Linked DNA regions of Mus musculus: region 1 is linked to region 2. The links are chromatin loops, found by intact Hi-C in ENCODE. Cell type or tissue: left cerebral cortex. All regions are shown on one strand. Each heading gives the region's core, and the rest is flanking DNA. Links, peaks and the distances in the headings are about the cores only.

Region 1 (5,378 bases), core at 132-5,131, 91 kb before region 2:
TTATAATTAACAGATAGGCTCACCCTAACTGCATCCCATGACTTGCAAGATAGACATTGTCTGATGCCAGTTTTCCTATAGGCCCATCCTGGAGAAATGGTGGGAGCTCTGGCTGCTCAGTCTCTTGGAGAACCTGCCACTCAGATGACCCTGAACACTTTCCACTATGCTGGTGTATCTGCCAAGAATGTGACGCTGGGTGTGCCTCGACTTAAGGAGCTTATCAACATTTCCAAGAAGCCAAAGACTCCTTCACTCACTGTCTTCCTGTTAGGTCAATCTGCACGAGATGCTGAAAGAGCCAAGGTAAGAATCAGGATAATGGACTGCCTAGCAAGAACAGGTTGGATCAGGAAATGATGATACCTCTGAAGAGTTCACTAGGCCAAAAGCCCAGTGACCCCAGTACCATGTCATGAGTCACTGTCTCTTCCTAGGACATTCTTTGCCGCTTGGAACATACAACATTGAGGAAGGTGACTGCCAATACAGCCATCTACTATGACCCTAACCCCCAGAGCACAGTGGTGGCAGAAGATCAGGAGTGGGTGAATGTGTACTATGAGATGCCCGACTTTGACGTGGCCCGGATATCTCCCTGGCTGCTGCGTGTGGAGCTCGACCGAAAGCACATGACTGACCGGAAGCTTACCATGGAACAGATTGCTGAGAAAATCAATGCAGGTAAGGCTGAGTAGACAGCCCACATGGATGTCCCACCTAGGTTTCTACTACTTTCATGGTCACTTTATTGGAGTCCTTAGAGTCACCTGTAAACACCTCTGCTCTCCAACAGGTCCTTTTCAGGATCATTAAACCCTTCAAGTCCTCTCTGTACTTCCTTCCTTCCCTTCCCAAGGTGTTTTGGGTTTGGTTTGGCTGTTGGAACCCACTGTGTTGTCTGAGCTGGATGACCAGTGAATCTCTAGGCTCCATCCATCCACCTGTCTCTGTCTCCTCGTGCCCTCATGTCACTGAGGTTACAGACAGTCTATTAAATGTACTCTTTCTCATGGGCATTACTATTCCTACCAGGTTTTGGCGATGATTTGAATTGTATCTTCAACGATGATAATGCAGAGAAGCTGGTCCTTCGAATCCGCATCATGAACAGTGATGAAAACAAGATGCAAGAGGTAAATGGTCTGAGACCCGGGGGAAATAAAATAGAATGGGATGTAATGCTGTGATTACCAGTGTGTGGCATCTGCAGTTAGGTGATTCTGATCTTAGCTACTTCAAGTCAAGATGGTGGGAGAATGGAGTTACTTTAGAGAGAGTTGCAGCTGGGTAGTTAAAGAAGGAAAAGTCCAAATTAATGAGTAAAAAGTCTTTGAAACAATAAACAGGCATGCCTGTACCTCAGCATTAGGGAGAGTCAGTTACTATAAGTCCACTTAATTAGAACAAACAAGTTTTAATACTGACCTAATATTTATTTGTATAAGTACAGCAAGAATTTTAAGTTTGGTTTTGTTTGGCAGTACTCAGAGATAGAGGCAGTTGGGTCTGTTGAGTTCCGGGCCAACCAGAATTGATCCATTGTGCCCGTGGGGGACTGAAGAGGCTGTTTATCACCTAGCACTGCAGTTACAGATGATTGTGAGCCACTATGTAGGTGCTGGTAACCAAACCCAAATGTCTTTAGTCACTGAGCCATCTCTCCAGCCGCTTCTTGGCTCCTCAGTGTTAACTCATATTTCTGGTCTTAAATAAATCTTTTTTTAAAAAAAAGTTTATTATCTGTAAGTACACTATATCTGTCTTCAGACACACCAGAAGAGGGTATCAGATCTCATTACAGATGGTTATAAGCCATCATGTGCTTGCTGGGATTTGAACTCAGGACCTCTAGAAGAGCAGCCATTGTTCTTAACTGCTGAGCCATCCCTCCAGCCCTGGTCTTAAACTCTTGATCTTCTGCCATCATCTCCCCGTTATTAGGATTATAGGTGTGCTTTACAATACCTGGCATAGAGAAAATGATTATGAAAGTAATAAATCTTGATAAATTATACTATATTTCCACTATGCACAAGTACATACTGCACAGTGTGTGGGACACTGCACAAGGACTGTGCAGGCAAAAGCTCTTGCTGCCAATCCTGATGGACTAAGTTTGAGTCCCAGGAACCTATATGGTTGAGAGAGAGATAACTCTTATTGCGAGTTCTGTGACTTCCATATTTGTGTGTGTGTGCATGTAGGGGCTTCAGAGATGACTCACTGGTTAAGAACTCCGGCTGCTTTCCCAGAGGACTCAAGTTCATTAATTCCCAGTTCCCTGGTACTGGTTTACAGAGAGACTCTGATACCCTCTTCTAGCCACTCTTGGGCACTGCATACACGTGGTGACACATGCAGACGACATTCCCATACACAAATAAAACTCTTCTTTAAAAAAAAAAGTCAACTTTTAATCCCAGCACAATTAGTTTAATTTAAAATACTTTTTAAAAGTGGAAAATGCATTTTGGTTGTAGGGTGTAGTGCCTCTTCTGTTGTATGAACACCTTTCATTCCTATGCAGGATGGGGTTCAGGAACCAGTTTATCCTCAGCTAAAAAGAGGAGGCTAGGGACTAAAGAGGTGGCTCAACAGCTAAGAATACTCTTTTTTGGGTTTTGTTTGTTTTGAGACAGGGTTTCTCTGTGTAGCCTTGGCTGTCTCACTCTTTAGACCAGGCTGGCCTCGAACTCAGAAATCCGCCTGCCTCTGCCTCCCAAGTGCTGGGATTAAAGGCGGGTGCCACCACGCCCAGTTCAGTAATTAAGTAATTAATAATTCTTAGTCTTTACAGAGGACCCAGGTTTCATTCCCAACTCCAGACACATAATTGAACACAGACATACACACAAACAAACACTCACAAACAAAAAGTAAAAATATATTAATGTCATAAAAGCTAAGGGCTTTAGTGAAGACAAGGAAGCAATTCTTTCTTGGCCAATTGTAGTTTGGGGAGGGAACAGAGGAAATCACAGGCTTACTGACCTCACTCTTGTTGCAGGAGGAAGAGGTGGTGGATAAAATGGATGATGATGTCTTCCTGCGATGCATTGAGTCCAACATGCTGACAGATATGACCCTGCAGGGTATCGAGCAGATCAGCAAGGTCAGCATCCGTTCTACTCTGGCCACCTGCCCGCCTGCTCTTGCCCCTACTCAGCCTGACTAGAGCTTGCCTCGTCTCTCCAGGTGTACATGCACTTACCTCAGACAGACAACAAGAAGAAGATCATCATCACAGAGGATGGGGAGTTCAAGGCCCTGCAGGAATGGATCTTAGAGACGGATGGTGTGAGCCTGATGCGGGTGCTGAGTGAGAAGGATGTAGACCCTGTGCGCACCACGTCCAATGATATTGTGGAGATCTTCACGGTGAGAGCCCACAGAGCATGATGCCTAAGTCTCTCTAGGAACTCCCCGCTCATGGTTTCCATGCTTAGGCTTTCTGTCTGGATCCATTGGTTTTTTAGTTTGGGATGGACTGCCCCCGATATCCTCCCTGCCAGTCTGGGTAGTGACCGGATCAGGGAGATGAACTGAGCTAACTTGGTGTGACTTCCTTTCAACTCTGGCAGGTACTGGGCATTGAGGCTGTGCGGAAGGCTCTGGAGCGAGAACTGTACCATGTCATCTCCTTTGATGGTTCTTATGTCAATTATCGGCATTTGGCGCTCCTGTGTGACACTATGACATGCCGTGGCCACTTGATGGCCATCACTCGTCATGGGGTCAACCGCCAGGACACTGGACCGCTCATGAAATGCTCCTTTGAGGAAACGGTACTGACAACCTTTTCCCGGCCTGGTTTTTAGAGATAGATAGGACTTCACTGGGCCTTTCCTAGCCTTAGACTCTTAGTAATCCCCAGGAACCCTGTCCTGTCACTAAAGCTCTCTGAAGGGTAAGCATGAGTCATCATGCCCAGCACTAAGGACAGGCTTATTTTATCATCATTTGTGTAGGGGAGAGGCAGGGTCTTACTATGTAGCCCTAACTGGAACTCACTGTGGAGACCAGGTTGGCTTTGAACTCACAAAGTTCCTTCTGTTTGTGTCTCCCAAGTGCTGGGATTAACCATGCCTGAGTAGATTGAAAGAAGGGAGCTTGTCTCAGTAGTGAGCGTGCAGGCCTTTGGCACTGCTTTCCACTGTTGATTGTTGGGCAGGATGGGTGCTGTGGGTGATGGGTGCTGTGGGCAGGGAGATTAATGTCTCTTCTGGTTGTTCAGGTGGATGTCCTTATGGAAGCAGCAGCACATGGGGAGAGTGACCCGATGAAGGGAGTCTCTGAGAATATTATGCTGGGCCAGCTCGCTCCAGCTGGTACTGGCTGTTTTGACCTCCTGCTTGATGCTGAGAAGTGCAAATACGGCATGGAAATCCCCACCAATATCCCTGGCCTGGGGGCTGCTGGACGTGAGTGTGTGGGCTTTCAGCTGTGTCAAGCTGGCTGGGTCATGCTTAAGGGTAGACATACAAGGGAGTGCGTGCCTTTAGCCCCGAGTGCTGCTCCTCATAAACCACTCTGGGCTCTTTGCAGCTACCGGCATGTTCTTTGGCTCTGCACCCAGTCCGATGGGAGGAATATCTCCTGCAATGACACCCTGGAACCAGGGTGCAACTCCCGCCTATGGTGCCTGGTCCCCGAGTGTTGGTGAGTAGCCTCGTCCAGGAAGAGAAGCGTCGGACTTCGTGGGTTTGGGGCTGGGGAAGGGGGTGCTAGAGCTCCTGCTGACGCACCTGTTCTTCCTTCAGGGAGCGGGATGACCCCAGGAGCGGCCGGCTTCTCTCCCAGTGCTGCATCTGATGCCAGTGGCTTCAGCCCAGGTTACTCCCCTGCATGGTCTCCCACACCAGGCTCTCCGGGCTCCCCTGGACCCTCAAGCCCATACATCCCCTCACCAGGTGAGCTGCTACACCATTTCCTCCTTCCTCCATGTTTGTATGCCGGGCTCTTCACCACTATTTCCCTTTGTCTTTTCCTATAGGTGGTGCTATGTCTCCCAGCTACTCACCGACATCACCAGCCTATGAGCCACGCTCCCCTGGGGGCTATACACCCCAGAGCCCCTCCTACTCCCCTACTTCACCTTCCTACTCCCCAACCTCTCCATCTTACTCTCCAACCAGTCCCAACTACAGCCCTACCTCTCCTAGCTACTCGCCCACCTCCCCTAGCTACTCGCCAACCTCTCCTTCCTACTCCCCCACCTCTCCAAGCTATTCCCCAACCTCTCCTAGCTACTCCCCAACCTCTCCAAGCTATTCTCCAACATCACCTAGCTATTCTCCAACTTCTCCCAGCTACTCACCGACATCTCCTAGCTACTCCCCAACTTCTCCCAGCTACTCACCAACTTCACCAAGCTA
Region 2 (5,378 bases), core at 263-5,262:
CCATCCATATGTGCAGGCATCAATCCTAGTTACATGGACAAAACTATTTTCAAAACTCTGCCACCTGGGCCCTAACTTTATCCCTTTTACACACACACTCAAACTCACCAACCAGGTTCCTGGGCACTTGTACAGAGTCCTCGGAAAATTCAAGGTAGCTTCGAGCCTGTCTGCATGCCTCTGGTGTCTATAGAAAAAGTAAACTAAAACAGAATCCGGATCTCCCTGCCATTCTGACTTTGGAGAAATAAGCTGTCACCAAAGTCAGGCTGGAAGGTCACCATAACTTCAGATTTGCTTTCCACCTTAGCCTCAATCCCCTCTGTCACCCAAAGGCCCCAATAGTCCAATCTCTGCTGACCTCCCCATAGATTCGGAAAGTGCAGGTCTCTTCACCCAACTCAATGGCAGTCACTCCGGGCACTTTCCGAGCCTGCTGGATGTTGGCACCGTGCGTTCCGATCGCCAGACCCATCAGGTCCTCTCGCACTGTGAACTCCTCTTGGAAGGCTGCTGCCAGCTGCTTACTTGTCTGAAAGGAAAAAGGCACTGTGAGACCCTGGAGGTGAAATCTCAGAACACATGGCCCGGATGCCTCATCGTTTAAATGTGTGAAGAAAACTCCTATGAAAGAAAACCAGAACCACCTGCAGTTTGCCTAGCCACTGAAACTTCCATGGAAACCGCAGGCACCTTTAAATGCCAGGGCTTGTGAGCAGTGAGGACTGTAATGAGGGCAGTTTGAACTAGAAGCCACCAAAGTTCTAGATTTGGTTCCAACACTAACTGATCCTTACCAAGACACACACTGTGCCTTTGATCTATCCTCTGACAAGTGCTTACAGCTGACCTGCTTAATCTCAAAGTAGTACAAATGGTATTCCTCTTTTGAGCCCTTCCCACTCTCAGGAGTTCTCTTTTTATTAATAAATCCATGCTTATTCTGCTTAAAAAAAAAAGAAGACGAGCAGGCGGGTTAGACAGGCTGACAGAAAGTGGTTATGTACATGCATGTTTTCCTGCATGAGTGAATGTGCACCATGTTCAAGAGCTACATGCTCCAGGCTCAACAGAGGGACACTTGCTTTGTAAGCAACAGACCCTGTGCTCCATCCTGTGTACAGAAGGGGGAAAGACAACTTGTGGGCTGGGAGAGTAGTTCAGCAGGTAGAGTGCTTGCTCAGCACGCAGGAAGCTCTGGGTTAGACCTTCGGTCATACAAAAAAACAGATTTGGCGGCCACACCTGCAATCCCAGCACCAGAAAGATGGAGGGAGGCAAAAGGATCAAAAACTAAATGTCACTTTTGGCTACATAAAAAGTTTGGGGGGGGGCCGGTGAGATGGCTCAGTGGTTAAGAGCGCCGACTACTCTTCCAAAGGTCCTGAGTTCAAATCCCAGCAACCACATTGTGGCTCACAACTATCTGTAACGAATCTGATGCTCTCTTCTGGAGTGTCTGAAGACAGGTACAGTACACTTACATATAATAAACAAATAAATAAATATTTAAAAAAAAAAAGTTTGAAGTTTGGGCTGGAGAGATGGCTCAGCAGTTAAGAACACTAACTATTCTTCCAGAGGTCCTGAGTTCAATTCCCTGCAACCACATGATGGCTTACAACCATCTATAATGGGATCTGATGCCCTCTTCTGGTTTGTCTGAGGACAGTTACAGTGTACTCATGTAAATAATCTTTAAAAAATAAAATAAATAAAAGGTTTGAAGTTCGAAGCCAGTCTAGGATATCTTAAAACAAAACCAAAAAACCAGGCAGTGGTGGTACATGCCTTTGAATCCAGCATTTGGGAGGCTGAGGCAGTTGGATTGGAGTTCCAGGACAACCAGGACTACACAAAGATACCCTGTCTCAAACCAAACCAACCCAAAACACCCTTACTTAAGAAAATAAAATGAGGGCTAGTGAGATGGCTCAGTGGGTAAGAGCACCCGACTGCTCTTCCGAAGGTCTGAAGTTCAAATTCCAGCAACCACATGGTGGCTCACAACCATCCGTAACGAGATCTGACTCCCTCTTCTGGAGGGTCTGAAGACAGCTACAGTGTACTTACATGTAATAAATAAATAAATAAATCTTAAAAAAAAATAAAATAAAATAAAATAAAATGATTAAAAACCAAACAACAAGCAGAGCACAGCCAGGCAAGGTGGTCCACACCTGCCATCCTAGTGTTTGAGATGCAGAGGCAGGCAACCCCTTTGAGTTTGAGGCTATCCTGGTGTGATGGTGTGTATATGCTTGGCCTAGGGAGTGGCACTATTAGAAGGTGTGGCCCTGGTTGAGGAGGTGTGCCACTGTGAGAATGGGCTTTACTACCCTCATCCTAGCTGCCTGGAAGCCAGGACTGTGCTAGCAGCCTTCAGATGAAGACGTAGAACTCTCAGCTCCTCCTCCACCATGCCAGCCTGGATGCCACCATTTCCAGCCTTGATAATGGACTGAACCTCTGAACATGTAAGCCAGCCCCAATTAAATGCTGTCCTTATAAGAGTCGCCTTAGCGCATGCCTTTAATCCCTGCACTTGGCAGGCAGAGGCAGGTGGATTTCTGAGTGAGTTCCAGGACAGCCAGGATTACACAGAGAAACCCTGTCTCGAAAAACCAAAAAGACAGACGTAGTAGGTACCAGGGACTGGGGTATAGCGGTAATAGGCCTTGTTTATCAGAATGTGGATTTGGGGACTTTGGATTTGGAAAGCAATACAAGGCTTTAAACAGGGCTTACTGGGCTCTCGTAGTAGAATCTCGTAGTAGAATAAGAAGACTTTTATTACGGAGATTGATCTGAACTGTGCCGACCTAACTCAAGAGGTTTCAGTGGACAATTTCCATGTGTGGCCTAGAGAGTGGTTTTGTGGTATTTTGTTAAAGAATGTGCATACTTTTTGACGTTGTCTGCTTGAGGCTAAGGTGCAAGACTCAGATTAATTGCATTAACAAAGGAGGTCTCAGAAACAAACTCCCATCATAGACTTTGTTCTCTAGTTAAGCTTCATGATAACCATTTTAAACAAGTGTAACAAGCCGAGAAAGGAAAAATATAAAATATATGGTTCAAGTATTAAAGGGGCACCAGAAAGTGAAATGAAACTGAATCCTGTGTTCTCAGATATTGAGTTAAGGGAGTGGTGACCTTGGGGCAAGATCCCACCCTTCTAAATTTAGGTTCAGGCACGGTGGTACATGCCTTTAATCCCAGGAGATCTGAGTCCAATGTCCATCTACAGAGCAAGTTCCAGGATAGCCAAACTAGACAGTGAAGTTGTTAGAAAACAGAAAGCCAGTGATGATGTAATAGAACAAGTGGGCCATGTTCCAGCCCCAGCAAACAGCAGAACTTAGGCAGCTTCGGCTATATATATCTGGCTTTATAGTCAAAAGTAATAGACTACTGTGTCAATTGATGCTGGTGATCTGGCGCTGAGAAATTAGTGGTGGCCGGGCAGTGGTGGCGAACGCCTTTAATCCCAGCACTTGGGAGGCAGAGGCAGGCGGATTTCTGAGTTCAAGGCCAGCCTGGTCTACAGAGGGAGTTCAGGACAGCCAGGGCTACAACCAAAAAACCAACCCCCCACCCCCAAAAAGAAAGAAATTGGTGTTGATTAAAGAAGAGGCCAGCATCACTGAGGTGAGGTGAAAGCTTCTGGTAAGTGTTTTCTGAGAGCACAAAGAAGCTGTGTTCCAGAGCTAGCCAAGGTTGTACCTTGTGCTGCAGCTGTACTTCATAATGTGTAAGAGTCACCCAGGTGGTACTGGTTTTGAAGGCATGAAGAGGTCATGACGAGCAGCTGAGGCTTGGCACTGAGAAAGGCCATAGAAGGCCATTGGTGAAGGTGCAGCCTCCGTTGCAGCTGACAGACCAGAACTGAAGGGGTCATGGCACCATGAAGAGAACCAATGAGAGGACTAGCTGCAGTGGAAGACTTCAGCATATTGGGGATGCCAGTGCCATGGGATGATCACCAAGAGCAGCAGTAGCGGGCTGGAGATGGCTTAGGGGTTAAGAGCACTTTCTGCTCATCCAGAGGTCCTGAGTTCAATTCCCAGCAACCACATGGTGGCTCATAACCATCTATAGTGTGATCTGATGCCCTATTCTGGCATGAGGTGTGTACATGCAAATAGAACACTTATACATAAATTAAAAAAAAAAAAAAAAAAAAGCCAGGCGTGGTGGCACACACCTTTAATCCCAGCACTGGGGAGGCAGAGGCAGGCAGATTTCTGAGTTCAAGGCCAGCCTGGTCTACAAAGTGAGTTCCAAGAAAGCCAGGGCTATACAGAAAAACCCTGTCTCGAAAAACCCATAAATAAATGAATGAATGAATGAATGAATGAATGGAGTTGGAGATCTGAAGACCACACTGACATCAAACATGGAGATCCAATGTGGAGTTTGCCTAGCTTATTTTCTGCCTTGCTTTGGAAATTACAGTTAAGTGACTGAATGAATTTTAGAAGAAACTTTGAACACTGTTGAGACTAAATGTATGTTTTTTTATGCTATGTGTAGGTATGTTCCCCTAAAGACTCATGTGTTTATGGGGCCAGGGAGTGAAATGTGATGGTCTGTATATACTTGGCCCAGGGAGTGGCACTATTAGGAAGTATATCCTTGGTTGGAATAGGTCTTTCAAACTCTCTTTCTAGCTGTCTAGAAAAAGCCAGTCTTCTGATGAAAATGTAGAACTCTCAGCTCCTCCTGCACCACACTTGCCTGGATGCCACCATGTTCCAGCCTTGATGATAATGGACTAACCAGTGCCAGCCCCAGTTAAATGTCCTTATAAGAGTTGCCTTGGTCATGGTGTCTGCTCACAGCAGTAAAACCCTAAGAATTCCAGGCCAGAAGACCAGTGAGGCCCTGTTCAAAACAACACTGCTGGGCAGTGGTGGTGCATGCCATCAATCCCAGCACTCCAGGGTCAGCGATCTGTGGATTTCTTGTTGAGTTCTAGGACAGACAAGGGTATACAGAGAACCCTGTCTCAAAAAACTAAAACAAACAAAACAAAACCAAACCTTTTTTTTTTTTATTTTTCAAGACAGGGTTTCTCTGTATAGCCCTGGCTGTCCTGGTACTCACTCTGCAGACCAGGCTGGCCTCGAACTCAGAAATCCGCCTGCCTCTGCCTCCCAAGTGCTGAGATTAAAGGCGTGTGCCACCACGCCCGGCGAAACCAAGCCTTTTAAATCCATACCAAACCACAATAGAATACTGTCCTCTGAGGATGATAAAATAAATTAGCCACACAGGACTAATGACCTAGTAGCCTTTTCTATGTGTTTCAGACACAAAAGAAAACTAGAAAGGAAAGGCCGTTGTTATTCAGGGTGAGAAACAGCAGTCAGAAC

The links. A loop is a pair of places that touch in the nucleus more often than their neighbours do. Peaks named below come from ENCODE experiments on the same cell type or tissue, not always from the same donor. Only the 100,000 strongest peaks of a DNase experiment are listed, where the experiment ranks them.
Region 1: it touches region 2 in a loop (2.3-fold over the local background); 7 of 42 quality-filtered maps call a loop at or near these places.

Annotation. Positions count from the first base shown.
Region 1 is chr11:69,735,185-69,740,562 of GRCm38, reverse strand. It overlaps Polr2a (polymerase (RNA) II (DNA directed) polypeptide A), which reads left to right. Exons shown (of 29, transcript NM_001291068.1): 20 at 82-306; 21 at 438-684; 22 at 1,036-1,136; 23 at 3,011-3,115; 24 at 3,199-3,381; 25 at 3,585-3,788; 26 at 4,238-4,424; 27 at 4,549-4,662; 28 at 4,764-4,913; 29 at 4,997-5,378. Among named protein-coding and RNA genes, the nearest start is that of Polr2a, 21 kb to the left of the region's middle. In left cerebral cortex, for the core only: no CTCF peak of the experiment used is centred there; no DNase peak of the experiment used is centred there.
Region 2 is chr11:69,643,959-69,649,336 of GRCm38, reverse strand. Fxr2 (fragile X mental retardation, autosomal homolog 2) reads right to left here. Exons shown (of 17, transcript NM_011814.2): 8 at 362-532; 9 at 109-187. Among named protein-coding and RNA genes, the nearest start is that of Sox15, 8.4 kb to the left of the region's middle. In left cerebral cortex, for the core only: no CTCF peak of the experiment used is centred there; a DNase peak (open chromatin) is centred at 3,306.